2 separate regions of the Homo sapiens genome follow, and region 1 is linked to region 2. A link is an interaction called in ENCODE POLR2A ChIA-PET data of the cell type or tissue named here. Cell type or tissue: PC-3. All regions are shown on one strand. Each heading gives the region's core, and the rest is flanking DNA. Links, peaks and the distances in the headings are about the cores only.

The links. Peaks named below come from ENCODE experiments on the same cell type or tissue, not always from the same donor. Only the 100,000 strongest peaks of a DNase experiment are listed, where the experiment ranks them.
Region 1: POLR2A ChIA-PET joins it to region 2 with 5 read pairs; 1 of 35 experiments calls an interaction of 5 or more read pairs at or near these places.

The regions. Positions count from the first base shown.
Region 1 is chr5:33,961,955-33,978,595 of GRCh38, reverse strand. SLC45A2 (solute carrier family 45 member 2) reads left to right here. Exons shown (of 7, transcript NM_016180.5): 3 at 14,580-14,905. It also overlaps the pseudogene PSMC6P3. Among named protein-coding and RNA genes, the nearest start is that of SLC45A2, 14 kb to the left of the region's middle. RefSeq lists an enhancer at 1-600. In PC-3, for the core only: a CTCF peak has its summit at 8,552 (motif pointing right); a DNase peak (open chromatin) is centred at 8,575.
Region 2 is chr5:33,249,539-33,266,179 of GRCh38, reverse strand. LINC02160 (long intergenic non-protein coding RNA 2160) reads right to left here. Exons shown (of 4, transcript NR_147008.1): 4 at 10,627-10,704. It overlaps LOC124900637 (a long non-coding RNA gene), which reads left to right. Exons shown (of 2, transcript XR_007058725.1): 2 at 2,514-2,712. Among named protein-coding and RNA genes, the nearest start is that of LINC02160, 28 kb to the right of the region's middle. In PC-3, for the core only: a CTCF peak has its summit at 7,865; a DNase peak (open chromatin) is centred at 7,929; H3K27ac peaks cover 1,024 bases.

The DNA of each region.
Region 1 (16,641 bases), core at 6,521-11,520, 710 kb before region 2:
CTTTGCCTAAAGAGTTGAAGTCAACAGAAAGAAATGCTTGAGTTAAGGAGGATTGTGGAAGCCAAGGTTCTTGTTATGTAGATGAGGCCTCCAGATAGCAAGTTTCAGAGAGAATAGATGGTAAATGTCTCTTTTTGAGTCTTAGAAGGTGTCAGGCTCTCTAAAAAAAAACTGGTAAGGGAAGGAGGTTCTCTACAGGAAAAAAAATCCCCCACAAAAGATGGCTTTGCAGGGCCATTCCAAGATATATCAAAGAAATATATTTTGGGTAAAATGCATTAATTTTCTTCAGGGTCTGTTATCTGTCATGTGATGGTATACCAGAGTCAGGTTGGAATTTGGCATCCTATTGCTATGAAGAGTGTTTTGTATGGCAGTCTTAAGATCTCTATTTTAATGTTAATGCTGGTTAATTCTGTCTAAACTCCAAAGGGAAGGGTTATAACAGGGTATGTCCAACACCTCCCTTCTCATCATGGCCTGAACTAGGTTTTCAGGTTTCTTTGGGATCCTCTTGGCCAAGAAGGGTGTCCACTCAGTCAGTTGGAGGCCTTAGAATTTTATTATTGGTTTGCAGTACTCATCCTTTAACTGTTCTCCAGTCTCCAGTTTCTTCCCACTCCAATTGAGCCAACTGATAGCTTCCAGATTCATATTTTTAAAAGCCAGCCGTGATCAGGACACTTTCCTGCTTGATGAGCTTCAGTGGCTCCCTATGTGCCTCATGGGTAAATAATATTTTCCTAGACAGAGGTTCAAAGCTGCCACAATCTGTTCCCATCCTACTCTCCAAGCTTTACTTCCCATTACTCCTTCCACATTCTCTGTGCTCTGAATAATTTTTCATCATGTTTCCAGGAGCAGCGGGCAGGTCTGTTTTATTCCCTGCATCCCTCACTCCTCTACCACTGCCTTGCATATTGTAGGTGTTCAAAATAAATACCAATGGGACAAATGAAGGAGCCAGCCCTTCCTTCTTCAGGTTCTGGGTCTTTGCTCACATCGAAAGTTTCTTTCTCCTTTTCTGCCTGTGGAGATCAAAGCTGCTTGGAAATGCTCACTCATTTTCTAGGAACAAGGGCCCTCATTCTCTTCGAAACTGCAGGTATACTTAATTTCTAACTTGGTCGGGGACTAGATCCACAAAATAATCAAAGCACAAAAGTTTATTGAGTAGATGAACATGAAGGTGCCAGTGAGGTAGATAACTCCATCAGGAAGAGACCATTGAGGCTGCAGTTGATCACACATACATCCTGAATTTTCATCTCCTCCTGGGGCCTTTATGGTCTGTTTGGGCTGCCATGCCAGAATGTCACTGACTAGGTAAACAGAAATTCATTTTCCCACAGTTCTGGAGTATGGAAATCCAAGATCAAGAAGCTGTCAGGGTTGGTTTCTGGTGAGGCCTCTCTTCCTGGCTGGCAGACAGCCGCCTTCTTGCTGTGTCCTCATGTGGCCTTTCTTCTGTGCACCTGCACCCTCACTGTCTCTTCCTTTTCTTACATGAACACCAGTCCTATTGGATTTGAATTAGGGCTCCACACTTACAGTCTCATTTAACCTTAATTACCTCTTTAAAGGCCTTGTCGACAAATACAGTCCCATTGAGGGTTAGAGTATCAACACAGGAATCGGGAGTACAGGGACACAATTGAGCCCATAATTGAGCCCTTTCACTTTTACCCTTGTTGCCGCTGAGTCCAGCTCCTGAAGCTTGGATGGGATGTGGATGGAGCACACATGCTTTTCTCTCTCTTCCCTCCTCCCCAATCCCTTTTGTTTTCCTTCTTTGCATAATGAAGATATTCTAGAATTTTCAAATAAACAAGAAAAACACAAAAGGTCTTTTTGTGTTCATAAGAGCAGTTATGGAACTGGAGTATTGTGTTCCAATCTAGCTGTTCTCAGGTTCTCATGCAGAATGCTCCCTTTAAGATCTTCTAAAATCCCTCCACCCCTGTCCTGCAGGGAGGGGAAAAAAATCTCCCCCACCCCCCTCACCCCTCCAACCTCCACCCCATCCTTGGAGGGAGGGGCAGTTGGTGGCAAAGGGAAAGTTGGCTCACACCCTGAGGAAAACATTTTACCACCTCCCAGCTTAGATAAACAGTCCAGCCCTAAAGGGCTACTTTCTTATGTCTCTTTCTTGGCCTTTGCCATTTTCCACCTTCCATGTTAGTTATTTGAATACATTTCTAATCATACTCATTACACCATAAACTTCTTGAGGGAAGGGGGCTGTCCAGAGGTAACATACGTGTGAATGAGTGAGAGGATAAGGGATGTGTGAATGAGAGACAATGTTATATGCACTTTAATGATCTTTTTGGGGGACTGGTACTGCCACCCAAAAATCCAGGTTGATTTCCTTCAGCCCTTCCCCGTGTTCTCGGCCCCTTCCCTATCAGCACTTGGTATATGCTTAGGGAATAGAGTGATTAGGAAGGGGTTGTTTGCAAGTCACTAACGCCCACAAAACAGTGGCTTCAAGGCAGATGTTTATTTTTCTTATGTAACAAAAAGTCTGGGAGTACGTGTCTGCTGGCTTTCAGTGAGCTGCTAGATGTCAGAGCCAACAATTTAATGTTTCCTTGGCAGCTTTAAGGATGTATTGCCTCCTGGATGCAAGACAATTGCTACGGGTCCATAGCTCTTGTTTGTTTCAAGACAAGAGGAGGGGAGAGGAGGGTCAGGGAGAAGGAAGGGGGAATGGGGAAAGAGCCTACATTCACTCTTTAAATGAAGAAAGCAAATCTGCCCTAGAAACCTCCCCTCTCCCAGAGCTCTGCTTGTTTCTCATTAGGCAGAATTGGGTTATGTGAGCATTCAGTGGCCTAAGGAGGTTGAAAAGTGAGGGTTTTGCTGGGAGTTGGTCATGTATCTCCCTAAACCACATTGGGGTTTTATTAGCAAAAAGGAAGGAGCAATTACAATTGAATAGACAAAGCTGGTAGCTATCACATAAAATGCAAACACAGTTGAATGTTAGCTTAATAAGAATAATTAAAGACCAAGACTATTATAAGAAAATGAATTAGAGCTTTTAAAGTCCCATATATGAGTAAATAATTAAAGGATAATTATATTTTGGAGTGATATACATGCCTGCTCGCAATTTTACCTGATCTGCACATTTGTTCACTCTCTCCCCTGTATTGTAATTTACAAGGTATTTATCTACCCCTCCTGCAAGATTCGTAAACTCTCCCATGAGGGTTTACCTGCAAATTCCCCATGGCTTCTAATTCATTGCCTTGCTGTTAGCAGGCACTTAAACATGTTAGTTGTGTAAAAGGAGACCCGAGGGTTACATAACCCTGTTTATAATTCATGGTTTTAAATGACACGACAAATTGCATCAATTAGACAAATATGCTCATTTAATTACTTTGTCTCATGACCAGCACTGAACCCCGAACCTCAGCCGACTGTCTCCCGTGCATGTCTTTGCTCATATGGAAGCAGCAGAGGTTGTGTGGATGGCTCAGAGCAATTTCTTTCCCCAACTAGAAAAACAACTTAAAACATCTTCCTCTTTTAGGACAGTGCAGTGGAGTCTCTCACTTTGTTTAAGGCTTAGATTCTAAAGTCCCCAACTCAGTGACAATGACAATCGACATTATTCGTAAATATCTCTCAGATTACTCATAAAATACAATATGCTTTGTTTTGTGTGTACAAACCTGCACATATATATATGCAGATTTGTCTCTCCTTTAATGTTTACTCCTGAAATTAATAGAATTACCCATACTATTTAAAATGTTACTCTTGTCTTTCTTGCAATCTCTCTCTTTCTCCCTGTGTTCAAAGTGTGAATAGTTGAATTCTGGTGAGTTAAATGTGGGATATGTGATCCCACTGTGGTATCCTCACTCTGAATGAAAAACTGCATTAAAAGATGAGTGAAAATAACAAGCAGGGCCTTGTCCCTCTGCCCTGTCTTTGCATACATGCCAAACTTTTTGAATTTACATGCCCTTGACAAAGAGATAACTACAGCATTCCACTTGAAGCAAACGTTTTCCGGCAGAGGCATGTTCAGTGTCAGGGCCCATTTTGATTTTTCATCAACAGCAAAATATTATTCACCCAAGGAATCCAATCATCCCAGTAAACTGAAATTCTTTTTTTTTTTTTGTTTCACTGCTGTGGTTCTGTTCCAGCATTTCCAAATGCTTCATAAATAAGCATCCAAGGGTTCATTACCAAAATATTTCCCAGCATATTTCTGACATTTTTTTGGGATTTTCTAGAGAAAAGACTGTACTGGCTCCTAGGGAGACATTTAATTCCTCTAGCTTCTATCTTTCATATTTAAAGGCAACTCTATCCTCCTCCATCCCTGGCATATGTGGTAGCCATGGTAGGTTTGGTGGGTCCACCCGCATCTTCTCACCACACAGATCCTTCACTCCTGGGTGCACCTGAGGCTGTGGAACCGAGTGAGCTAACAGAGTGGTACTCACCAGGGAAGACTGGAAATCCTTTTGTGCCCAGGGAGTCTAACCAAGCGTATTTCTGCTACTTGAACCCAAGACTTTGCTGTTCTTAGCAGTGGGCTTTCTTGCTTGGCGGGAGGCTGGGATCAGGCATGACAGGAAAGGCCAGCCCTGTTCAGCTCCTGGTTCCTCCTATTCACTGCAGAGTAGCCTCAGCATTTCTGAGCTTTCTTCATTCCTTCACAGGCTTGCAAATCTCTGCACCATGTTAGTTAATAACCACCTTGCAAGGGTCACAGGCACAGCACAATGAACCATCTAAAGGATTTCATCTAACCCAAAGAGATGAAACGCCAAATGTTTATATTTACTTGATTTCCGCTATCCTCACTACGCCTGCAAACATTTTATTTGTAATGACTCAGTGAGAAACTTGCCCCATTACATCCTTGGAAGAAGAATGGGTAACTTGTCAGATATCAACTTCTTTTAACTTTTGTCTTTTAATACTTCAAAGTATGCACAAAAAATGCGAACATGCAACAAATGCTCTAAATAGCAAATAATTAAGGGCTAAGAAAAGAGTCTTAAAAACGAAATTGAAACAAGAGACTCTTTGACTAAACCTTTTACACAGAGGAAAGGAGTCACTTCATGTTTGAGACTGTTTTAACCTTTTCTCTTTTTCATCTTTAGATGAGTGGTTTTGTTTCATCAAACAAAACCTTTGAAGTTCCACCCATGGTAGACTTTCACATCTCCTCATTCAGGCAGCTTGGAAAGGATATGGCCAGGGCAGAAACCAAGGATACAGGGATTTCAGCTTGTGGATAAAAAGGGTGATTTATGCAATTTAGGGTGATTAAGTCTCCAAATTGCCATCTCTTTTCCATTCAAATGGGATCAACACAACTCTCAAAGAATCTCCAAGTCAGATTAGAGAAGTGGGAATCTGGGGGACTTTGTCCTCCCTGTTTCCTCTGCTCGAAAGTGCTTTCCCAGGTACCAATTGGCAGTTGGCTTTTGGCCTCCTTGCTTTGTTACTCTGATCGCAAACACACACCCCCAGCCCTGACTCCCATCACAGAGGTACCCATCATTACTTGACACTGTATTATTTTTTCATTTATTTATTTCTGTAGGTCTGAATCAAACAGATTTTATTCAACTTTTTAGAATGAGGGAAACAAATGATATAAAATAAGTCACAAAAATGCTTTCTTATCCTACTACCTCAAACCATTTTCAATGTTTTACAAAATGCTCACCTAGCAAATACGAAAAGTTTCAACACATTCTTCTCTTGTAACTTCTGCTGCAATAAATGCGATATTAGCAAACATACATACTTCCATATCAGTCCTAAAAGTTGGATTACTGAATTATTATACTAATTTGTATGATGTTACTCATATTTTTATTCATACACTTTTAATGAGATCATTGGCAATACGTATAGTATTTTCTTTAACTTCACTTTCACATTAAGCCAATGTCTTTTATATAGCCATCAAAAAGTAAATTACACAGGTTTATAGTTCAATTTAAGCTCTAGCGTCTTAGAATCAGCCACTTTCTAACCTTTCATGATGCCTTCCTGCTTTGCAAAACCATGATCAGCATGAATTGCAAACATACCTCCTTCAGTACAAGCATTTCTCAGGTCTCCTCCATTAAAGTCATCTGCAAACTTCACAATTACTCCATAATTAATTTCACCATACTTTGTAAGGGGACTTGCATGGATTTTCAACGTGTCTAATCTTGCTCGTTCATTTGGCAAATCAATATGTATTTTTTTCTATCTAATCTTCCTGGATGCAGCAAAGCAAGATCCCGTGTATTTGGTCTGTTGTATTTTAACTCTGCGCAGAGTATCAAATCCATCCATTTGATTCAGTAACTCCATTAAAGTTCTCTGAATCTCTCTGTCAGCTGAAGTACCCTTGGAAAACCAACAACCATCAATAGCATCTAATTCATCCATAAAAATGATGCATGGTGGATGGTCCCTGGCATAATTAAACATTTCTCTGATCCAATGAGCCCTTTCACCAATGTGCTTGTCTACAATAGAACTAGATACAACCTTTAAGAAATTGCAGTCCTGGCCAGGTGTGGTGGCTCACACCTGTAATCCCAACACTGTGGGAGGCCAAGGCAGGTGGACCTGGGCACCATGGTGAAACCCCATCTCTACAGAAGATACAAAAATTAGCTGGGTAACTGGGTGTGGTAGCTCTCACCTGTAATCCCAGTACTTTGGGAGGCCAAGGTGGGTGGATTACCTGAGGTCGGGAGTTCGAGACCAGCCTGGCCAATGTGGTGAAATCTCGTCTGTACTAAAAACACAAAAATTAGCCAGGCATGGGGGTGCATGCCTGTAATCCCAGCTACTCAGAAGGCTGAGGCAGGAGAATCGCTTGAACCCAGAAGGTGGAGGTTACAGTGAACCAAGATCACGCCACTGCACTCCATCCTGGGCAACAGATGAGACTCCGTCTCAAAATAAAAAATAAAAAATAATTAATTAACTAATTAAAAATTAGTTGGGCATGGTGGTGCACACCTGTGGTCTGAGCCACTCCGGAGGCTGAGGTGGAAGGATCACCTGAGCCTGGGAGATGGAGGTTGCAGTGAGCCAAGACCACAGTACTGCACTCCAGCCTGGACAATAGAGTGAGACCCTGTCTCCAAAAAACAAAAAAAAAGGAAAAAAGTTGCAGTCCAGCTGGCCAGCAATAGCTTGTGTGCCAAGAGTGTTTTTCCTGTTTATGGTGGTCCACATAACAAACAGCCTTTTGGAGGTATTATTCCTACAAGTTGGAATAACTGGGTTTGTAAGTGGTAACCCCTCAATTCCCACATCTATTCTGATAGCCCTCCAATCTCAGAATAAGAAACATCCCAGGATCCTCATGAGACATGTTATAAATCAGTGGCTCCACCTCTCTTGGTAAATATCTCATGATAGTTAGTGTAGCCCTATCCAAAGCAACTCTTGTTCCTGGCTTCAGCTACTTTTGTGAAGCTGTCGACGACAACTCCCAACACATCTTGGTCCATCTGCAGCTTTAACAATGAATTTTTCTTCAGTTAATTGTTTAAGCATGTTACTCACAATCTGCCCAACACTTTTTAGGGCCTTCAGATCATTTTCAGACTTTTCATACGGTTTGGTAAATTCTTTGAATTGTTCCCTTAGCTCCTTAAGATGGTGCCCATCTCCATGCACTCTGGCAGCTTCTTGCTGTAGTCCTGAAATATCTTATCTCTAGGGTCCACCATGATGAGAAGTGCTATTTGTTTATTGTTTATTGTCTGTCTCTCTAACCATCACATAAACTCCTCAAGTACAAGAACATTGTGTTTCCTGTTCATTGACCACCACTATCTTGAATAGTGCTTGGAATATGGAAGGTGCTCAAAAAATATTGGTGAGATGGATATTCAGTTTTAACATCTTAATTTTATTAATGATTAAGCTGTGTTGTTGAGAGGTAAAGTGGCTAACCCAAGGTCACACAGCTGGTTAGTGGTAGACTAGGGGTAAAACCAACCAACCAACCAACCAACCAACCAACAAGCCAGTCAGCCAACCAGCTAACCAAAGATGTGGTTCATGAGTTAGTCTGGATTCCTCTAAAAGTTGAACCCCAGAGGTTTGTATACAGATAGTTTATTTGGGAAGGGATTCTAGAGAGCAAGAGTAAGGAAATGGTGGACAGGAACAGGCCAAACAATAAGCATTACAGAGCTGGCTCTGAGGAGGCTTAGGAAGGGCACCAAAGAACTCTCCATGTAGGGGATGAATGAGGGAAGATTAATCCAGTCTGTACTGACTGACTAAGGGTGGTACCATGGGTTTTGTAAGCCCTGAACCCCAGCTGTTTCTGTCTTCCCTCAGTTTAGGCACCATCCAGATGCACCTGTCCAGTGCAAAGCTGGCCGGAGCTGGCTTAGATTTGGTCACTGCAGCAGCTGCTGGAGCAAGGGAGGCAGGTGGGGACCGAGAAGGTTTGCAGTGGCTCACAGGGGCTGTCTAACTCAGCTGATGACTTCTAGTCTGCAGCTTTTTCATTCTAGCATTTGTGCCCTGTGCTCCCTGGTCACCACTAGGAGGAGTTAAAGCATTTTGCAAAACGCTTCACGGTGTGCTGAGCCATTACAACTTAGAACTGGAAATATTAGTTCTGTAAACTTTAAGAAAGCTCAAGACAGCCATAAATGGCTCCAGAACGAGGCCAATTAATGCCTGACCTCCTGCACAGCCTTTTCTTCCTGGGATTCTTACTGCCTCCATGGGGTCTGACCAGGAAATGAGGCACCTATCTTCTTGCTCTTGGATCCCTCAAGCCTTCCAGGGGAGGCTCTGCTCCTCTCTTCCCACCCTCCAACTCTAGCTAGGCCCATCAAGCAGGCAGCAAGACCATCGCCGCCTAAGGGATTTACCAATATGTGTGCACCCATCATGAATGCTCTGTCTAGCCTGGGAAGCCTGGTTCTTAAAGCACATTTTCTAATGAATCTACTCTCGATGCCTTCGCAGCCTAAGGGCTTTCGGAACTCTGAAGCAAGACAAACCATTCTTATTTCTCTGCTCTCTACTGTTACATACTGTCCTCAAAGCAACGAGGCATCCTGGCCCAGCTTAAATGTGAAAGAAGGGCCCAATGAGAGAAAGGGATGCCAGGATTAGAGGTAGGTGGATGGAAACAGTGAGCAATATTTTAAATATATTATCTCAGCATCTTTGAAGAGAAAAGTTGCTTTGTAAACCTAAAGAAATATCAGATCAGCTTGTCTGGTCAAGCTGGTCTTTGACCAGAGCATATGTATCATTTTTTTTTTATTTTAATTTAAAATTTTTTTTTTCTTTTCATTGGGAACACAACACATGTATCATTTTGACTGCTTTTTCTGTACTCAGCCTCCAAGAGGGCAGAGGTCATGTCTGTCTTGCTCATTGATGTATCTCAAGTGTTTAGCACAGTTCCTGGTGAAGATAGGTGCTCTAACAATTTCTATTGATAAACAAATGGGTCAAGGACACCACACACACACACACACACACACACACACACAGAGAGAGAGAGAGAGAGAGAGTAGCTGGTACTTATGTTAACTGTCCAGGATTTAGTATGTACCTGGTGGGAATAAGTAGGAAGCATGCACCTAATCTGACACTTTCATTGCTATTTTTTTCAACATGTAGAAAAGAATCAGAACGACTTTCTCATGAACCCCATGGGAAGATGGGAGTTCTTTAGTCTGTCCTCCTTCAGAGGTAAAGTAGCAAACAGCACATAGCTAGCTCTCATGACTTGAGCTGTGTCAGCCCTGGTGCTGAGCTTGCCAAGCCACACACCTGATGCCTGCAGGCAATTACAGGCAGATGGTAGGTGCAGAGTTTGATTTAGATGGACTCTCTTGAGTTTCCTTTCATCCTTTAGATTCCTTGGTACTGACAGTTTACCAATTTCCCATTTTACCTGTCATAGTTGTGGACTAAAGACAATTTTTTACATATTTCTATATATTTGGACTTCTTCCAGTATGGGCCACTGTTCAAGTTGCATCATTAGTTATGAAATATGACATCTGTCTTCTAAAGCCATTTATTCTGCTGAGTTTGACAACACAGCCTGGCTTGGTGAGGAAGGGGCCAGCTGGACCACTTCTGGCCCTTCTTTGTAAAAGCTTGTTATCTAATGTGGCAGCAGATGTCCTCCGAATGCTCTGGCTTATGGCTTGCCCAATAGCCTGGTGATTGATTCCAGTGGCCTCACAGAGGCTGATTTTGGCAGCAGAGGTAAATACAGTCTGGATGTAGGTGTGGGAGGTGGTAAAATGGTAAAACTATCAGCCTTTATCATAGCGCAATTAGGTTTTGTTGGGGAGATTGTCTTTGAAGATAAAACCCTTGGCTTAAGAAGAAGAAGCAAAAGAAAGGCCTTTAATGAATTCCTGCAGCCCTCTACTGGCCCTCATCATATCTGAGGCAGCAAATAGATAAAGTTTAAATATTTTTTTCCAGTGTCTTAATATTCTGTTAGGATAATTCCCCCAGTGGCCCACTTTGCTTTCCTGGCATGTCGTGTTGTACTATTCTAACTTGCAGCTACAACTACTTCAAAACAGTAGCTTTGGGACAAATAAGACAGTTCTTCCCTTTTTTTTTTTTTACCCCCTTCCCTAAGATAAGAGAGTGCTAATAATTCTCTAAGTTATAGATTATGTCAAGGTTTTAAATTAACACATTAATAAAGGAACCAATGGGGAAGATATAAGAAGAGTTTCCCCCAGGTTCTTGCAGGAAATGTGTGTGTGTGTGTGTGTGTGTGTGTGTGTGTGTGTGTGTGTGTGTCTAGCAAAATAAAAAATGCTAGACTAAATATGAACCTGGTTAACCTTCTACAAGACAAGGGGTTATAAAAGTATAACCCCTCTGTAATACTTTTGGAGTAATTTCCCTACCAGGCAACAAAAACCCTATTCATATCTGCAAACTACCTTAATTTTACAGGACTGCAAATCACTGTGCTTTATCAGTTATGAATTGTGGGTCAAATATCCTGTGACAACAAAGTACCATTTCTCAAGAAAGGAAGTTAGTTAGAAACTGCTGTCACCTGGCCACTCAAAAGAGTGATGCTTGGCCCAGCAGCATTGGTGTCAGTGGTGAGCTTGAAAGAAATGCAGAATCTCAGGCTCCACCTTAGACCTTCAGAATCAGAACTTGCATTTTAACAAGGTGCCCACATGATTTGCGTGCACATTAAAGTTTAAGAAGGCTGCTCTAGAGGAATATTTTAAAAGTCAAGCAGTTGCAATTTTTACACTTTCCAAGTTTGAGATATATTTTACTTTCTTGATACTTGCTACATGCCACAATAGGGTCAGGGGTAAGCCCAGGTCTCAGCCCTCAGAATAATCCATTAGTTCTAATCACTGGGCCTAAAATGACTAAATCCTTTCAGCAAGTTCCAGGCAGGCTGCCTTCAGCCAGTTCAGTGCAGTAGCTATCTTCTGCTTCTAGGGGAGGCTTTGGAATTAGGGTTACTATAGGAAGTCAGCAGGGAGCTCAGTTTTGGGTCTGGTTCTGCCATGGTATGTGCTGGGGCTTGACGTGGATTATTTGCATTAATCCTCACTAAATTCAGATGAGGAGGCAGCACCACCCTTGTTTCTCAGAGAAGTGCCCAAGAGCATGTGACTAGAAAGCACAAAGATAGGAATGGAAATCAGGCACGATTCCAAATCTCTTCTTCCCTCTGTGTGGTCTTCCATCACAGAGTCACTAAAGCTCATAGCTTTCTGATCTAACTCTTCAAATCTCCTTTTACATCCAAAATTTTTGAATTCATTGATATATTGAACTCTTATAACTTTCATTGCTAATGAAGAGAAATCCTGTCAGATTTACTAATAATCGACATCACCTTGTTACTATTAACTAGCACCAATAATGACTCTTTGAAACTCCTCTGTACTCTGAGTACCCAGCTCTGAGTTCTAGCTTATCATTTATTACTGTTTTGAAAGTAGCTTCTCCGGTGGCGGGCGCCTGTAGTCCCAGCTACTTGGGAGGCTGAGGCAGGAGAATGGCGTGAACCCGGGAAGCGGAGCTTGCAGTGAGCCGAGATTGCGCCACTGCAGTCCGCAGTCCGGCCTGGGCGACAGAGCGAGACTCCGTCTCAAAAAAAAAAAAAAAAAAAAAAAAGAAAGTAGCTTCTCCCATTATGTGCTTCTCCCACTTGAAACCACCTTCTGGGGAAAAAAATGGGAAACTGTGTCTTTTTTATGTTTATATCCCCAGAAGTTTGTAGAGTCATTTACATATATTTAGTGTTCGATACATGTTTATTGAACTAAAGTAAACCAGTAGACATGCAACTGCATCAGGAAACTCCCCAATTGTAGGACTCCATTTTCCAAATTAGTCTCTAATACAAATCCATCATTATATGCATATCCTTATATTTTTTCCATAAAATAAAACTACCATTCCATTGCACAGTGGAGGATTTATTTCACATATCAATTCTTTCAAATGAGCAGGGGTCTTCTGCTCTATATTCTTCCAACTGAGGCAATGAGTAATGCTCAGTTGAACAAAAATTTGAAAGATAGAGGCATAAGTGATAAGAAATTGAATGGCAATGTGAAAACCCTTGATCTGTTTACAAATGATAGTTTCGAAAAAGGAATGTGTCTGTCATAGGGTTGACTTAGGTCAGGGGTTCTAAACTAGGGGCCACTTTTCAACCTCCTTCCCTCAGAGATATTTGGCAATATCTAGAGACATTTTTGGTTGTCGTAATGGGTTGGGGAGCAGACTTAATACATTCTTATTGGTTGATTGCTTGGCTTGACGCATGACTTCTGATACCTTCTGCCTCTCTACAATTGAATAGTCATTGTCTAATAATAACCAGAGGCACTACAAATCCCAGAACATTCTTCTGAATCAGTCGTAGAGTGTGGCTGTTTCAGGACCTTCTCTTTCTCTCAAATCCTGGGCACTTCACCATCATCTGTCCTTTATCTGTTTATGTATATGCTCATCACATATAACTAGGCCATAAATTTCTTGCTTCCAGAGACTATATGTCTTACTTCACTGTGCCCCATTGGCCACAGTTTCTTGTAATTCTGCCTTAAAACACTTCAGCATTCAGGACATGCTAATGATGCTTTATTTTTGGAATCCAATGATTAGATTGTTGGTCCTCCTTAAATAGGCTCTATGTTAAATTGCAACTAACCAGAATATGAAGTGACCAAAATTGTCTACTCTCTCACTAATTTGAATAAATTAGGATTCATGGTACTTGACATTCAGGTTTGTGTTCTTGAGGTCAGAGTTTATGTAACTTTAGATGTTTAGGGTTAGAGAGGAACTCCTTTAGTTCTATTTTCTTCCTTGATTCTCTAGCTTGTGAAGATATTGTCCTTATCTGAGAAATAAAATAGAGACTTCACTCATACACACACACAAAAAAAATCAAAAACAAAAATGAAAGCTGATCTGTTCAGCTAGATAAGTTGTGGTTGGTAGGCATGATGGGAGTTTGACGTTTAAAGAATTTTGACAGGAGGATCAGTCCTACATAAGTTTGTGACATATGTAGTGGATGTGTCCAGCACTCAACTCTTTAATTCCCTCGACATCCCATAATATGTCCACTGCCCCCTCCCCAACCATGCTATCTCCCCACCTTTATCAGAAGTCACTGATGTCTGCACCAGAAGGAACATCTGAGGAACAGTTACTACTTTGGTGCTGAGTAATTTCTTGCCCATACCAGGAACACGTGTATTTTAAAACAGAAACTCAAAAAAGGAATAACTAATAATGGGATTTTAAATATCAGATAATTAGGATTGAATAGATTTTGAGGAGCCTTTCCTCAGTATCCCTCAAGTGACACAATGTTTAAGCCTGAGAAGATAAAACAAGCACCAAAAAGACCTCAGGTTGGAGTCCTGGGAAACGATAATAGGATTTTTAAAAATTCATGTTTAAACTTTTGTTCTCATTATTTCCTGTTCCCAGCTATCAACTGGGAACAAGTACCTTGAGCTTCTAATAGAGGAAGAAAGACAGCTTTTGAGGGTGTTTCATCTTTGCAAGCTTACGTCATCCCAGGAAGCTTAATAATAAGAAACTGCAAGTCATTTAATTTTATTGCTGCCAGAAATTGGTTTTCTTTGGGGCTTTTTCTGGTCAGAAATTTAAGTTCAAAAGCAGTCTAGAGAATGCACTTTGGAAAGGTCACAGTATCTCTGATGGTAGCAATACTTAGTAAGCCCTTGCTATGTGTCTGGCCCCATCCTGAACACTTTCTATTTTCAAATCATGACCCTACTAGTAGGTTACTCTTTTACTATTACCTCCATATTCTGGGTGAGGAAGCCCAAGATCACAGCAAGTAAATGCTAGAGCCAAAACTTGAACCCACATTGCCTGGCTGTGTGTTTTTCAGCCTCTTGCTGTATTGCTTTTCCAATTATATCCAGGTTGCCTCTGCTGTCTTCAGGGAGTTTTCCCACTGAAGGGGAGTGTCTATGCATGAGGAAAATGAACGATAATTTGCTAAATATGCTAACATAGCTTTTCTTGCTTTCCAGGTTTTGGAGGTGCCCTGGGTTACCTTTTGGGTGCTATAGACTGGGCCCATCTGGAGCTGGGAAGACTGTTGGGTACAGAATTCCAGGTCATGTTCTTCTTCTCTGCATTGGTGCTCACTTTGTGTTTTACTGTTCATCTGTGCAGTATCTCTGAAGCCCCACTTACAGAGGTTGCAAAGGGCATTCCCCCACAGCAAACCCCTCAGGACCCTCCATTGTCATCAGATGGAATGTACGAGTATGGTTCTATCGAGAAAGTTAAAAATGGTTACGTAAATCCAGAGCTGGCAATGCAGGGAGCAAAAAACAAAAATCATGCTGAACAGGTAAAGATGCAACATTTTTTCTTTACAAGGGAAAATATTCTTGCTCTTTGTTGTTGTTGTTGTTTTTTTAATTGTTTGTTTTGTCTGTTTGACGAGAAGAGTTTCATGGGGTCTAACTGAATTCCCAAATCCCCCGTAGCTATCATCCCTTGGAATTAAAATTTTATATCTCAAAGAAAAATGTCTGCATTTTCCTCTGGTCCTCCTGTCTCTTACTCCTCTCAGGTAGCATCCAACCAGGGAAGATGAAGCCAGTTGAGAAAGGTTAGGCAACAAGAGAAGCCTAAAATCATCCTTAGGCCAGAAGAAATATCCCCTTAGATTAGGATCATAAATTAGAAATTTTTTCCTCCAAATGGTAGCATCCTTGGGTTGGTGACTGAGTTGGGCATATCGAATTTGCCTGTCATGAGTTGATTGGATATTTTCGTTCATTTTCAGCGAACTGCACAGTGAATTCATCAGCTTAAAATTTGAAATAAAACTCAACTAACTGCCAGAGAAATGAGACCATGTTCAGATGAAATGATCAGAGAAGAGACTAGAATTAAGCTGAGCAATATAGTAGCTAATAATCCCGTGGGGCTATTTAAATTAAAATAAAAATAAAATTAGAACTTCATTTCTTCAGTTGCATTAGCTACATTTCAAATGCTCAAAGGCCCCATAGGGCTTCTAGCTAAAATATAGGACGTGCAGATGTAAGACATTCCCATCATTGTAGAACGTTCTGTTGGACAACACTGATGAAATAATTGCATTTTCCTTCAAGCTAAAATTGAATGCCAAAACCTCAGGGATATAGAACAGAGGATTTCTTGATTGACAAAATGTTGTAGAAGACTTAAGTTCAAATCTTGGTTCCTCTAGCTGCTGACTTGTGTTATTCATTCAGTGAATCACAAATAGCTACTTGCTATAGGGTAACCTAAAGATTAAGAGCACAGTGCTTAAATCCTGGCTGTACCACCTCTGGATTGCATGACTTTGGGCATTTACATTTGTGTTAAATGATAAAATAATTCCATCTACCTACAAGGGTTTCGTGCAGGTTGCAGGGGCTAATTCAGGTAAAGTTACTTAGAGTGTTTGCAACCACATAATAAGCTGTTGGGTTTAGGCCTTGTTATTTTGACCCTGGCAGAACACTAGAGTGCCTTAAGCACAAACAGGGAACACAAATCTGGACTCCAACAACTTTCAGACAAGCTCAGTGAATCTCACCTTCCTGTGAGGTCAACTTCTTTTGTTGGCTTGGCCAGTCTATTTTCTAGGATTATTAGGATGTTCAACTAAGATAAAGCATACAAAGACACTTTTTCAAACTTCACATAAATATATCAATACATTATAATCATTATTCATTTAACAAACAGCTTGGGGTACTGAGTATGTGCAAAGCACTGTACTAGATATTTGGGGACCATAAAACTGACAAATGTCCAGTCTCTATGCCCAGGAATTTGCAGCCTAACACGTGGCATATGCCATTTATACCATGACTCATAATCCATGATAGAACATGGTAAATGCTATAAAACAATGTATCAGTTCAGATCTTTTAAAAAGGCACCAAGATAGGATTTGACATGTAAGAGATTCATTGGAGAAAACAGCATGAAAGATAAAGTGGAGAAAGCAGAAATAGGAAGGGAAAGTCTTCTTATGTTGATGCAAGTCAAACACCTGTGAAAGGAGAAAGGAAAGGAAAGAGGATAGGGTAGGAAGCCTCTCAG
Region 2 (16,641 bases), core at 5,292-10,291:
GTGACCATAAACCTCTGCCACTATGATTATAGATTTGTCTATTTATCCTTATTTTTGTCAGTCTTTTTATTTTGAGGCCATGTTATTAGGTTTATATGAATTCAAAATAGTAATATCTTATTTGTGAATTAAATCTTTTAATCATTATGAAGGATCCTTCTTATCTCCAGTGATACTTTTAGCTGTAAAGTCTAATTTGATGTTAATTTAGTTATATCACCTTTGTTTTCCTTAGTGTTGGCATGGCAAAATTATTTTGATCCTTTCTTTCAATTTTTCTGTATGCTTTCTTATGATCTGGCTGTGTCTTTTGCAAACAGTCTATAGTTTGTTTTTAAATATAAATGAAAATCATTATTTTAATTGAAGCATTTAATTTATATGTATTGTATTTATTTTTATAGTTGTATTTATATCATCTTACCATGTGTTTTCTATTTGTTGCACTTGTTCTGTATTCTGTGCTTGGCTTACTTTCGTTTATTATTATATTTTTTCCTCAATTGATCCAGGAATTTTGTATTCTTTTACTATTTATATTCTTTTACTGAGCAAGCTATCAATTTGAATTTTAATCCTTTAAAGGTAATCTGCCCTTTTTCCTCTGGTTGGTTTTAAGCTTTCCCATTTGTGGGCCACAATAGCTCGCACCTGTAATCCCAGCACTTTGGGAAGCTGAGGCAGGACAATCGCTTGAGCCCAGGAATTCAAGACCAGCCTGGGCAACATAGCAAGACTTCATCTCCCCAAAAAAAAAAAGATCCTATTTGTCTTTTGTTTTCTGCAGTTTTTAGTGATTACTCTAGAGCTTATAGCCTGAATCCCTTACTTATTATATCTAATATTAATTAATAGTAGCTATATTAATTAGAATGAATTAGAATAAATGAGCAATATTTACTGACCTTCCAAGTTACATGCTGTTATTTTTGTGCATTTTAATTCTTTCTATATTTATACAGTCGATGTTCATCTACATCTTTCCACATATTATCATTTTTGTTGTTTTCCTTTTTTCTACATTTCTAATCTTCCATCTAAATCATTTCCCTTTTTCCTGAAGAATATTCTTTAGTATTTCCTTTAGTTTGGTTTATATATCTTTTAGATTTTGTCTGAAGATAATTTTATTTTACCTTTATTCTCTATATTTATTTGGGGAGGTATAGCTTTCTAGTTTGCCAATTATTTTTGTTAAGCACATGAACAATATCCTTCCATTAACTTTTGGTTCTCATTGTTTCTTTTGAGAAGCAAGCTGTCAGTCTGATTTTTATTCCTAAAGTAATCTGCCTCTTTTTCTCAGATTGGTTTTAATATTTCTTATTTGTCTTTTATTTTCTGCAGTTTTTCTATGATGTTTAAATTGTGTATCTTTTTAATCCTAGTTGGGGTTTGGAGCTCTTTTTCAACCTGTGGATTGATGCCTTGCATCAGTCGCAGAAATTCCTCAATCATTATCCTTTCAGATAATACTATCCCAATTCTCTCTTCTCTGTTTAGGGCTCCAATTAAGCCTATGTTAGACCTACTCACTATATCCTCTAAATCTCCTATCCTATCTTTTATATTTCCTATCTTTTTGTCTTTCTGCTTTTTTTTTTATTCTGGATATTTTCTTCTGACTTATTTTCTATTTCACTAACACTTTCTTCAAATGTATCTAATCTGCTATCAAACCCATACTTAGAGTCTGATCTATTTACTAACTGGGTATAGAAAGGTCAAGGACCATTTTGGCTGTACTGGTGCATACCAGTGGAGTATTAACCTTGGTGATGTCAACCATTACCAAGGATTTAACTACTAATTGTATGTCAAAGACTCTGTAGCTTAATCTCTTCAACACATTCCTCCCTTTAGAACTCTAGACCCAACAAACAAATGCTTACTTAACATTCCCCCTAAAATTACTTCCAGGTATCTCAAACTTTACATGTTTAATATTAAACATTCTATTTCCCATTCAAATCTGCTGTTCCTTGCACCTTTCTGTCATCAGTAAATAGAATTCCCACCAATTTATATATTCTTGCCAAAGCCTATGAATGGTTCTTGATATATCCCTTTCTCTTATCTTTAATATCCAGTCTGTCAGAAATGTCATCTGTTCAATTTCCAAAATATATTTGAGTCAATTCACTTCTCTCCAACTTAACTGTCCTTCTACTAGCTAAGCTACAATCTCATTGTATCTTTTCTTTATCTGTTCTCTCTGTTTCCACTCTTGTCCTTTATTCAGTTGTTTCTCCATTCAGCATTTGAAGAGATCTTTGTAAAATCTTAAATCTCTGACTTTTAAAAACCCCTCTAGGATTTCAAATGCTTTCCCATAATACACAAGACAATACATGTCTATTACAATAGCCTGCTTCTCCAACTTCCTAAAAACTTTCTCTCACTATTTAGCCATACCTATTTTAGTTTTTTGAAGGTTGGTTTGTGTTTGTTTGTTTGTTTGTTTGTTTTGGCCTAAAACTCTCTTCTCCTCACTCTCTCTTTCTCTCTTTTAGGCTTTAGTTTATATTATTCTCATAGAAGACTTCCTCATAATCCAATTTAAAAAATGAGAGTTTCCCTGCACAAGCTCTTGCTTTGCCTGATGCCATCCATGTAAGACGTGACTTGCTCCTCCTTGCCTTCTACCATGATTGTGAGACTTCCCCAGCCACGTGGAACTGTAAGTCCCATTAAACCGCTTTCTTTTGTAAATTGCCCAGTCTTGGATATGTCTCTTTTTTTTAATTTAATTTTATTATTATTATACTTTAAGTTTTAGGGTACACGTGCACAATGTGCAGGTTTGTTACGTATGTATACATGTGCTATGTTGGTGTACTGCACCCATTAACTCATCATTTAGCATTAGGTATATCTCCTAATGCTATCCATTCCCCCTCCCCCCACCCCACAACAGTCCCCGGAGTGTGATGTTCCCCTTCCTGTGTCCATGTGTTCTCATTGTTCAATTCCCACCTATGAGTGAGAACATGCGGTGTTTGGTTTTTGTCCTTGCGATAGTTTACTGAGAATGATGATTTCCAGTTTCATCCACGTCCCTACAACGGACATGAACTCATGATTTTTTATGGCTGCATAGTATTCCACATTTTCTTAATATGTGCCACATTTTCTTCATAGTATGTGCCACATTTTCTTAATCCAGTCTATCATTGTTGGACATTTAGGTTGGTTCCAAGTCTTTGCTATTGTGAATAATGCCGCAATAAACATACGTGTGCATGTGTCTTTATAGCAGCATGATTTATAGTCCTTTGGGTATATACCCAGTAATGGGATGACTGAGTCAAATGGTATTTCTAGTTCTAGATCCCTGAGGAATCTCCACACTGACTTCCTCAATGGTTGAACTAGTTTACAGTCCCACCAACAGTGTAAAAGTGTTCCTATTTCTCCACATCCTCTCCAGGACCTGTTGTTTCCTGACTTTTTAATGATCGCCATTCTAACTGGTGTGAGATGGTATCTATCTCATTGTGGTTTTGATTTGCATTTCTCTGATGGCCAGTGATGATGAGCATTTTTTCATGTGTTTTTTGGCTGCATAAATGTCTTCTTTTGAGAAGTGTCTGTTCATGCCCTTCGCCCACTTTTTGATGGGGTTGTTTGTATTTTTCTTGTAAATTTGTTTGAGTTCATTGTAGATTCTGGATATCAGCCCTTTGTCAGATGAGTAGGTTGTGAAAATTTTCTCCCATTCTGTAGTTTGCCTGTTCACTCTGATGGTAGTTTCTTTTGCTGTGCAGAAGCTCTTTAGTTTAGTTAGATCCCATTTGTCAATTTTGGCTTTTGTTGCCATTGCTTTTGGTGTTTTAGACATGAAGTCCTTGCCCATGCCTATGTCCTGAATGGTATTGCCTAGGTTTTCTTCTAGGATTTTTTATTAGCAGTGTAAAAATGGACTAATACACCACAGCCCCAAGGATACTCATTCAAATTTATTCTTCAGTATTAAAAAATTAGTGCCAAAGAGTAAAGATCATGACATTTTTTTTCCCCACCACCATAAAACCAAGACCTAGTTTGTGTCTGGTACATGGTAGGAACTCATTAAATACTTGTTGAATGAGTGAATGATCTCCAAATGGCAAATTTTACTCTTCCAAAATTAAATTTCGTTCTCTGCTCCCTGTTATGTTCTTTTTGAAAAAAATTTTCTCAACCATAACTTTCCATGTCTGTTATAAGCCATTCATTAGAGTTTTTTGTCAGGTCAGCGCATATTTACAAATCTAGTTAGTTCTTATTTTTCCATTACAAACAAATGTTAGAACATCATTCTCCAAAACCCTATCTCAGAAACAGACAAATTTGCTTTTATTTTTGAAGTTTATTGTTTAGTTTAAATCAGATTTTCTAGATCTTTCCTTTTTACAATACAAACATGAATTCTGTTAACTGAGACTACTTGAAGCTACCCAGTTACCCAGTGTCAGTTTGTACTAACTATAGATTTTTAGACCAATAGCCCTTGTTTTCTCCATACATTTCTTGGAATTTTCTATTGCTTTTGGTATTAAGATTTTTTTTTTTTTGGTCAAAACACTGGGTTTGCCCACCTCCTCCTCCTCCTCCAACAAGATGCCAGAAAGAAAGAAGCATGAGTCATAGGAAAATGAAAGAGGAATGTCTCAAATATTAGGATGAGAAGACTGCTCTTCTCATCTAACAGATTCTCATTTCCTGCCCCGCGTCATTTCTTCCCATTGAAATAACAACTGTAATTCTAGTCATGGGTGTGTGAGTGTTTGTGAGGGTGGGTGGGAGGTCTTCAGAGGTCTCAATAAAAAAGAGAGAGTATGAAACTTTTGTTATTTCCTGTTTCTGAATATGTCTTTTGGTTAAGGATGTTGGAAGGGGTGAGAATCTTTGGATCTCTGTAGTGCTTGTAGTGGTGATGGGGAGTATTGAATGTTTCCAAGCCAGTACGGCACACTGAATAACTGGATCAGAGTTCTCTTTTGGTGGGAATAATATTAATAAATAATGGAAGGTAACTACATGTTGAAGACTTGTAGAGTAATCATGAGTTTCACCTTCTCATGCCAGGTGACTCTTCTTTATGGGTATAGTCCTGTATTTGGTCTTCTAGCTTCCATGTGAAACTAGTCAACTTCGAGAAGTTTTGATCTGTCTCAACAGAAATGAATCAGGGAGAGGGGAAACAAATAAATAAATGGTAGTTACATCAAGGTGGTATACTAAGTATTAAATACAAATTCTCAAAACTTTTACCCATTTTCATTTAAAAATATTTATTTATTATTTGTACTCTCATAGAAAAAAATAAAGATCTCTCAAGAGGTCTCTCAAGACATTTGCAAACAATAAGGTTTTGTTTTTTCATGAGCCAAGATGGATTTTGGTTTGTCCTGACTTTCCTTGAAGTAGTTGTATTTCAAATGATTAATTGCCTTGAGCTGCTTTTAAAAATTGTTTTCCTGCTTCTGTGATTTTTTTATTGTGACAAAATTTGAAGGAAGTAGTAGAAATAATATTAATTATTGAAGTTTCAAGAATTTCTTCTTTTTCCTTTCCTTTAGGAATAAAATTAAAATGTAAAAATCTTGGAATTTGGCATTAACCAGCTTAAAATTTAGTATGCTAAAAATAATAATATCAATTCAACATTATTCTATGAAACTTATACAAAATTTTGGAAACATGGTCTTTACAGATGCTATATATTTCAGTTATACAAGTTCAGAATTAAGTGTTTATGCCACGTTACATTTAGATTATAGAGTTACTTATATTTCCTCACCTTTCATATTTTATTAAAGAGATTCTCTGACTCTCTAGCCTCTAGTAGCTTTTGATAACAGTCCTTTCTCCCTAGGGAACCCAACCTCTCTTATTAATGAAGTCCAAATATGAGTCACCAATCCACATTCCCAAACACTATGCTTTTTAGGTGGCTCTTCGTACTCCTTTACCTCTGGACCAGGCTAATCAGAAGTGGAGGACTTCAAGTTAATAAGTCATGTTATAGAATTTTTTCTATTATAACTAGGGCTCAGTATTTTTTTAAAATCCTAAAATACCACTAAATATCTTTGGCCACATAAAAGACTAGATTTCCAGTTCAGAATGACAACAGATATAGGGCTTGACATATCAGGTACCAAATAATGCTGTGGCAAAGTTTGGATTTTTTTTGAAGATAGTAAGATGTATGCCAATCTGTAATATCACTTGCATTAATGGATTTCCGAGTACTATATAAATCGACGATTATTCTTATTAAGCAGTGCTAATATATTTTACAAACAAAAATTCTCCCCAGTTTTATCCCTTTATATGTGTCATATCAAAAGACTTAGTCAAAGCTGCTTTCTACTGCTTCTGATGTTATATGCTTCATAAAAGTGTCCCTGTGCTATGCTTCTAATGAAACTTTATTTTGTCTTGTTTTATGTAACACATTTGAAAATTCTATCTTTTAAAATACATTATTTTTATTGCTACAGGGGTATTATGTTATGATGCTTTCTTTTACAGTTTATTCTTGTATTGACTTTAGTTCCAAAAATAAATTAATTCATATATTACTTTTGGTAATACCTGAAAAAAATTAAGTTATTCACAAAATATTTGTGAATCCTGAATCAGTGTAAGTTCTATTCAATTACAGAAATAGTAATTGCATACCTACTAGCACTATCTGAAGTTATATAAAATGAGATTTTTGTTTTCTTATTTTTGCTTTTGCCTTCTTCCAGAGAGTATTGAGTTCCACGAGAGAAAGGCCTTTGTTGGTTCACTGCTGGATTGCTGGTTTCTATAATATTTCATGGCACATAGTAAACTGCCAATAAATATTTGCTGAATGAATTCACTTATTCAGAAAATATTTATTGAGTGTCTCTTGTATGCCACATATCTAGGCACTGAGGATAGAACAGTGAATGGGCCAAAGTCCTGACTTTTTGGAATTTATTTTCAAGTGGGAAGAGAGAGATTATAAAATACGTGACCCTGAAAATATATGTCATATGTCTGATGTTGATAGTGCCAAGAAGAAAAATAAAGCAGGACAAGGTGTGGGGAGAGAGAATTATTATCCTAGCTAAGGAATTAAGTGAAGGCCTCTCTGAGAAGGTGAAAAATGATTGAATGTTACTACTCCTGTGCCACTGCCACTGGTGATACTGAAGAAAGTGGAAGACCAGGTCTTAGACTCCAAGGTGAGTATAATATGATGATAAAGTCAGACATATTACCTATCATAAACATAATGTGCAATGATAGTGTCATACGTACATGCTATGGAACAGTGTCTGGAGAATGAAGCATAGCCACCTATTAGCAAGCAGAGTATATGGTGGTGGGGTGGAGGATGACTACAGTCTGAAAATGCAGAACTGATTCTAGGCTGTGAAGGTTCTGCCAGATCAAGGACTTTGGGCTTCAGTCAATAGCTGGTGGGTGACTAATGGTAGTCTTTAAACATGGAAAGGGACCAATCAGAGCTACATTCTAAAAACTAACTGGTAGCAAAATGGGTGGATTCGAGGGCATGAGATTGGGTCAGCTGATGTTTTGATAGAATTTGTGATCAAATATTACTTGAAATAACAGAACCTTAGTTGGGCCAAATCTTTTCTTCAAACAAAAGAATAGTGCTTCCAAGATTTTTGTTTTTATGGTCGAACCGGATTACCATATAAAGACATAAGAAAGAAAGAAATAATATTTCATGACAAACTAGCTGAGAAGGATCAAGAGAAAGGCAAGAATGAAGATTTATAATCTGGGATTTATAGAATAGCTGTAATTGGTACAGGGAAAACACCCAATTTATCTGGATATACTTGTGTTTCCCTATTTAATCCACATGGTGTCATTTTTTACATGTGTTTTCTCAGAGCAGTTATTTTCATTCACAGGCTGTGGTGATGACTCACTTCATTCCCTTTTGGGTATTAGAGGCTCTTATTTCATTCAGGAGATTTTCCGATTCACCAGACAGTGCATTAGACATTATTGTCTTGTTGGAATTTGGCTGGGGGAAAATACTTAAAGAAATATATCACTGTTGCTTGTACCACCCTCACAAACACATTTTATTTAGCAAAATCTGAACCTGATGAGGAATCCGTATTAGTTTGCTAAGGCTGCCATAACGAAGTACCATAGACTGGGTGGCTTAAATGAAAGAAGGTATCATCTCACAGTGCTGAAGGCTAGAAGGCTGAGATCAAGGTGTAGGCAGGGTTGGTTCCTGTTTTGGACATTGAGGGAAAGATACGTTCCAGCCCTCTCTCCTTGGCTTGTAGATGACATTCTTCTCCCAGTGTTTTCACATGGTCTTCCATCTGTGCAAGTCCCTCTGCACAAATCTGTGTCCAAATTTCCTCTTCTTGTAAGGACCCCGTGCTTAGGGTCTACTCTAATAACCTCATTTTAACTTAATTACCTCTTTAAAGGCCCTATTTTCAAATATGGTCATATTCTGAGGTACTAGGGGTTAGAACTTCAGCATATGAATTAGGAGGATGGGGAATTCAGATGATAATAAAGTCTAAATGTTTGGCTTTTTCTCTCCAGATACCCAGTTTCCCTAAAGTGACAATCACACCCAGTGACTGGCTGATGCAGTGCTATAAAGGTCTGTTCCACTTGCTGCAAATTCAGGACAATTCCGTAAAGCCATCCCAGCCCCAGAACTCGCTGTGCCATGAGCTGAGTTCTTTGTTATGAGAGTATCACAGCTCCCCTCTCTACCTAGTCCTACTTCCTCACTCCCTCATAAGTGTTGGGTCCTTATAAATTTGCCAAGGAACTCAACCTGTGACAACTTTAGTTCAATAGATTTGACCCTTTCCTTGCAAGGGAACTATTGGTTTCTTACTATTATTGTCAGTTGTCCTCATTAACAAAGTCATTTACTAACTGGCTGCAAATTACTGAAAATTGTTTGGAACGACAATTTTTCGTATAGACTTCAATGATTATTCTGGCTAAAGGTCATTTTTTTTCTCTGCACTTCTGTAGGACAGCCCTGTACAATTTAGTACTTTAATGGTGATTTGTATTTTTTGCTCATTCACATTTGTAAATTATTTAAGGTTGCACATTTCTTGAAAGTTGATATGCTTCTATCAGATTTTTTTCTGTTCTTCAAAATGTTTAACGTAGTTTCAGAGCTCTAGTTGGTACTTAAGGAATTTGGGAGCATACAGTAGTGTAGATACCCCAGAATTTTTAAATGAGAGTGTGGAATCTGAATTATAAAACTCATATTAGGGAAAGCCTACACTGGGAAAAGAAATTGCATATGTGGTATAAAATAAATAGAAGATCTGTGTTTGAATATTGACTATGCTGTTTACTCACTATGTGATCTTATAAAAGTTACTTACCCTCCCTGAGCCTGAGTTTTCTCATCCATAAAATAGGAATATTTTTAATAGCAATCTTATAAAGTTGCTGTGAATGTTAAATGAGATGCAGTATTAAATAAGATGCATGCAGTATTTAGCACATGATTCAATCATAAAATGGATATTACCTTCACACTTCAATATTTCTGAATTCATGATGCATCTTGTGATTAGTGTCAAAAGAAATTTGTCAATTTTACACAACGAAGTGGAGTGTGATACATTAATAGTTCTTAACGTCTATATGAGTGGACTTAGTCATCAGAGAAGATAACTATTCACCCAGTTACTTGCCTCAGTTAAACACCTTGTAGTTGTGACAGAACCTTAAATTTGGATACCTAATTATTATTTTAAGGTGTCCCCAAAAGGATTACATTATAATCCAAAGACATAGCTTTAACATAAATGGTTACAGTGGAGCAGATTGCCTATCATATGCCAAGTAATTCAAATAAAGATGATGGAAATTTTTAGATATTTTAGAATTAGCTGTATAACCTTAAAAATTAGAAAAAGTTGTATGACCAGTTGATGAATTATGAAAACCAAACTCTAAATCTAATCCTAAAGAAGCAATCAGACAAACCCAAATTGAGGGGCATCCTACAAAATAACTGATCTATGTTCTTCGAAAATGTCAGTGTCTGGGAAAGCAAAGCAAAGCAAAGCAAAGTTGAGGAACTTTTTAGAGTTAAGAGAGACTAAACCAGTATGACAACTAAATAAAATATATGGTCTGGATTGGATCTTGAATTAGAAAAAATAAAATTGCCATGAAGGACAAATTAGGACAATTGGTAAAATATGGTATTGACAATTTGATTATCATATTGCATCAATGTTAAATTTTCTGAATTTTCTTATTATACTTATTATATTATATAAAATTCTTAAATACTATAATTAATCTAATTATACTGACTTATTTAAGAGTTTTCCCAGGTTAAGTTCCTCAGCAAGTTTGTAAGGACTCAACACTTGTGAGGGAGTGAGGAAGTAGGATTAGGGAGAAAGGGGAGCTGTGATACTCTCACAACAAAGAACTCAGCTCATGGCACAGAGAGCTCTGGGGCTGGGATGGCTTTACGGAGTTGTCCTGAATTTAGGGCAAGTGGAGCAGACCTTTATACCACTGCATCAGCCAGTCACTGGGTGTACACTGCCCCAGGGAAGAGTACATGACATTCATCAAAGTGTGTCTCTTTAGCCAAGGATAATTTCCAGAAGGGGATTCAGCTGCAAGCTGTTCATTGCCAAAACTCTTCAGCTGATGGGGAAAATTAGTAGTTCAGTCCTAAAGAGGGAAGAGGAATATAGGTGTCAGACCACAGCATCCAATCTGGTTATCATATCTGTAATTTACTTTAAAATGATTCAGTAAGTAAAATGATGTGAGAACAAAGATAATACCAAAAATGCGGAAAAGCAAGAAAGATCTCAAATTAGCAAAATACGAAAAAACCGGTGAATCTGGGTGAAGTACTGTTTTCAGCTTTTCTGTAGGTTTAAATTTAAAAAGAAAAAGTTTTAAAAATGAAATTCCCAGGTGATACCAGTACACTAGCAGATTGGAGGACTGTGGAATGAAGTCATCTTTAGAATTCATCCCAGCTCTAGCATGAGGGAATTCTGTGACATGATCAGATTGGTTATGGTGCATTTGCTTTGGGCTTTTGAAGCCATGGAACCACAGCATATTTCCTACATGTTTGTTTTGTCCATAAGTTCTCAAACTTTAGTAAATCATATTGTTTAATTAAATGGGTTTGAGGGATTGTAATACCAACCCTGAATTTATAAATAAAGCTGTTCTTTTCTCTATTTTGATGAACAGTGGGCAAGTTTCTGTATTAAAGATCAATTATTATCCATTTGAAGAAAAACAAGGAAGCTGAGAATATTCAAGATAAATTTATTGAGATTATTAGATCTCACAGTTAATGAAATTGTGTTGTAATAGATACATACTGTCAATAGTTTATTGAAAAACTGCAAGCAAAGCAAATGTCTTTGCCTTTATTAAAAGTCAGGGGAAGATATAGCAGGCTCAAATATTTAATATTTATCTTTTTAATTGTGAAATCATCTTTGGGATATTTATTTATTATGAAATACATTTTAAAATATTGCTTAATTCTAAAATACGATTTAAAATAAACTATTTTTCTGTGGTTTTTACTGAGTCCTCATCTCACTAGGCTGGAATATTGATCCCAACCACATCTTGTTTTAGATGTGAGGATGGTCATGTCTTCCCACTCTGTTTTCAGTGTTACATCAAAAAGTCCCAATTCAAGGGCACTGAAGACAGTTATTTTCTTATTAAAGGTTTGCCAACTCCTTTCTTACAGGGATCTTGCTGAATGCTTTCAACAATCATTTTTAAGCATAGACTCTAGAGTCAGTCTCCCTGGATCTGAATTCCAGTTCTAACACGTAGCTATGTGCTCTTTGGAAAATTACTTAACCGCTCTGTGTCTTAGTTTCCTCATCTATAAAATACAGTACTTATAGAGTTAATAGTTAATATTACCTATGTTATAGAGTTATTTTGAAGATTAAATGAGTTACAATATGTAGAACACCAGGCATGTAATAAGTACTTAATAAGGATTAGGTATTATTATTGTCATCATTATTAGATATTTATACTGCATACTAGAATCATATGTTTTAACTTAGATCATTATTATTATGTTGATTTTATAAAAATAAAGATGCAGGTTAATTAAATGTTAATCTGAAATCGCCAAGGTCATCTAGCTAGTGAAGGAGGGGAGCTGGAATTCAAACTTCAAGCCCAATTTTCTTTACACTGTTGTGGACTCATGGGTGAGAGAATTCCAGTGTATTTTTTTGTCAGCCTCCTGGGACCAGCAGCAGATTATCATTTGGAATGGACTTAAATAGGCCCTGCCACCTCCAATGTGTTTTTACATGTAATCCTGCGTGCCACAGATGTAAGCATCTGGGGACTTTATTTCCTATCAGATTATAAATTATTGAGAGCACAGTCTAAGTCTTGTTGGTATTTGTGTCCCATGCACTGCTTAGTGCAATGCTTTGAAGATAATAGTTGTTCAGAAATTGTCAATAGCATTCCAGAACAAAATTACTATTGATTTTTAACATAGTTAGGCTGGGTGCAGTGGCTCATGCCTGTAATCCCAGCACTTTGGGAGGCCGAGGCGGGTGGATCACAAGGTTAGGAGATCGAGACCATCCTGGCCAACATGGTGAAATCCCGGCTCTACTAAAAATACAAAAAATTAGCTGGGCATGGTGGCATGTGCCTGTAGTCCCAGCTACTCAGGAGGCTGAGGCAGGAGAATCCCTTGAACGCGGGAGGCGGAGGTTGCAGTGAGCTGAGATTGTGCCACTGCACTCCAGCCTGGGCGACAGCGCGAGACTCCATCTCAAAACAAACAAACACACAAACAAACATAGCTGATGCTCGTGTCTTAGTTTTACATGTTGCTGTTCCGACATTTAGTAGGGATGCAATAGCCAAGACTCAAGCTTGCCACAAGGAATTAAACAATTTGAACTTTGCTTTGTCCACCAATAAAATTCATCCCATTATGGTTTTGTGTAAAACAAGCCTTATTCTCTGCCTATAGATTATTTCAAAATGTTAATTAGTGTGGGCAGACCTGATAATAATTTCCTGATTTGTAACTAGATCTTTTAATTTATCTAACCTTAAAGCTTTGTGTTATTCTTTTCTCCTTATGAACTTATTGCCATTTCAATCAAGCTTGTGCAATCGTCAACCCACGGGCCACATGCGGCTCAGGACAGCTTTGAATGCAGCCCAACATAAATTCGTAAACTTTCTTAAAACATTATGATTTTTTTTTTGCGTTTTTTTTTCTTTTAGTTCGTCAGCTATTGTTAGTGTATTTTGTGTGTATCCCAAAGACAATTCTTTTTCTTCCAGTGTGGCCCAGGGAAGCCAATATGGATATCCCTGATTTAGATGATAGTCCGCTTCTGACACTTCATTGAGCTTCATTTACCTAATCTGCCACAAGCAAAAGTTAGATTAGATGGCTTCTAAAATATGACTTTGTAAATTTTTGCTCTTTATAAGAAGATATTTGTATGTAAACCAGTTTATTTCCATACTAACCGAGATTGTCTCCTTTCAGAGTAACAAATCAGATTGCTATCCATTTGGCCTGGTCATTTGAGTCTTGCTGATTGGTCTATGAGAAACATGGCCAAAATTTTGAATCTGCTCTTTAGGGGGACATTTAGGTGAACTGGTATGAACTGATATTTTAGAATTGTGTCCAGTTGAATGTGTGTGTGTGTGTGGGGTGGGGGGGGGTTGCCACATTATCAGTTTTTCATCTAATTTTAATATTATTTGAAGGGTCCTAGTCAACTTTGTTCATGTATTTCTTCTTAAACACAATATAAACAGACCCATTATTAGGATTCAAACTTTGAACTGTATCCTTTCCTCCTTCCTTCCCAACTCCTTTCTCTGCCCCTACTCCTCCCTCCTTTCTTTCTCTCTCCTTCTTCCTTTTCTTCCTCTCCCTTCTCTGCCTTTCCTCTCCCCTCCACATACTTTCTCCTTCTTCCCTTTCTTCCTCCCTCCCTTGCTTACTCACTCCTTTCTTTCTTTCTGAGAAAGTTTAATGAGAATCCACTGTGAGGCACTTTTCTGAGGACTTAACAATTCAAGCCTTAAATAAGGTCTAGTCTTGTCCTCAGGTAGCTCTTAGACTCATAGGGCACACTGAAAAGAATAGATACTAATTATAAAATAAGTTGGTAAGTACAGCAATATGAAAAACAGTGCATTCTCATAGGGTTAGATATAGTTTAGGGTTAGGAAGCATTCCAAATGAGGTGATAGTTGGGTTGAGACTAGTCAGACAAGGATGGTCATGGTAACAATATATACAATATATCTACTATATATATACACAATATATATACACAATATATATAGAATATATACTGTATATATATAATGCATATATATACATATGTGTGTGTGTATATATATATATGTATGTATATATATATATATTTCCCTGCATCCCTTTTACTGAACTTTTGGAGTTTCATGACTGCCCTTTAGAACCTGGAAAAGAACACAAGCTACAGTAAAGAAAAATATGCCTGTCCAAACAAATTTGAAAGGTCAACTCTCAGTCTATCAAATTGAGATTCTTGTCCTACACTTGATTCTCTTAGTGTAACACCCACATGGTTTGAAGGGAAACATGCCCTTTAGAAAACAGGACAGACGGTTATGGGCCGGGTGTGTCAAACTTTTTGTAGTACCCTGGGTTTTATCAAAATAACGCCATCCAGTTTTGCCAAGGGCTTTGCTCCTCACTTAAAAAGACCTTATATTTCAATCCGTGTGTTTCATATTCATTTAGACATCTCATCAAGCTAGAGTTGGGTAAGAGTTGTTTAGTATCCAAAACATCTTTCCTACTAGCCTTTGATTCTTAGAAATAAAGAATTATGCCGGGTGTGGTGGCTCACGCCTATAATCCCAGCACTTTGATAGGCCAAGGAAGGCGGATCACTTGAGGTCAGGAGTTCAAAAACAGCCTGGGTAACATGGTGAAACCCCATCTCTACTAAAAATACAAAAATTTGCTAGGTGTGATGGGGCTTACCTGTAGTCCCAGCTACTCAGGAGGCTGAGAATTGCTTGAACCCAGGAGACAGAAGATGCTGTGTGCTGAAATTATGCCACTGCACTCCAGCCTGGGTGGAGAGTCTGAGACAGAGTGAGACTCTCAAAAAAAAAAAAAAAAAAAAAAAAAAAGAAAGAATGAATGAAAGAATTACACTTTGCCAAATGTAAATGAATTTCGGACCCTTACTTTTCAAAGGGGCTTTGCAAATCGCCTTGTGCTGTAGGCAAATCTGGAAAAATCTTTGTGTCCCTATCCTGATTCTAGAGATACTCAGGCATGGGAACCTTTCTCAAAGTGATCTCTCTACATTAGAATCCCAACAGGGGTTCCTAAAAATGCCTCTTGATGGGCCCCAGTACAGATTTACTAAATTTGAATCCCTTCTTGTTTTATATAATGTGATTCTTTAGAAGGAACTGCACATTGACTTAGTGAATATGTACTGTATATTTATATAGTGAATAGGTACTATATATATATATATATATATACACACACACACACACATATATATACACATATTTACCTATATATATTTATATGTAGTACCTATTCACTAAGTGTTAGCTATTATTATCCAGATGCCTTTAGACATCTCAATTTGATATCTAACAGGCATTTGGAACTCACCTTGTCTAAAATTGAACTCATGATTGTCCCTCCAAATGTAGTCAAAAGTATACCTTGTCTCAGGGGGCAGGGTGCCACCATTGCCAAATCCAGAAACCCCAGCAATTACTTGCCTCTCACTTCTGATGGCTCAGTATGTCCTAGTTAGATTTTACGTCTAACTAACATCTTTCTAGTTAATTCCCTGGTTTTCATGCCTTCTGCCACTGGCTGGTTAGATCCACAACATCACCTCCACCATCATCCAGATTACTGCAATCACCTCTTTCCTTTGCTTTCAGTCTTCCAACTTCTCCAGAGGACTAATCCATCCTCCACACTTAAATATATATCTGATGATGCCACCTCCCTTCTTGACTGCCTCGGCTCAAGCTGTGATTCCTTATTAATGTCTAGGATGAAGTTTAACTTTTACTTTAATGCCCACAGCTCTTATGATTGGTCTCTTTCTTACCTCTGCAGCTTATCTCTCACTACCCCACGTGAATCCTTTGCTCCAGCCCTACAAATAAAGTTCTCCAAATGTGTTCTGCTCTTCCATGCTTTTACATACTCAGTTATCCTCTTTCATTCCTATTCCCTTCCATACATCACCCTCTCCTAACTTCTTTTAGCTCTTACGTTTTCTTCAAAATCAGCTTTGATATCACCTCTTCTTTAAAGTCTTCCCCTATCAGTCTGATTTAATTGGCACTATGCTTAGCAGAGTGTAGTAAGCACTTAGCATAATATAATAAATGATACAATTTATCTTTTATTTCTTTTTTGGGAGAGGTCAGGTGGAGTTTACCACACTCTTGTTAGTTATAAAGCTTATATTGAGACCTGTTCTTTCCGCATTTACTCTAGAACTTTCTAAATTTATGAAACTACTTGATCTTTGGAATGCTGATTACATTTAGAGGGAGGTATCTGAGGGGTCCATA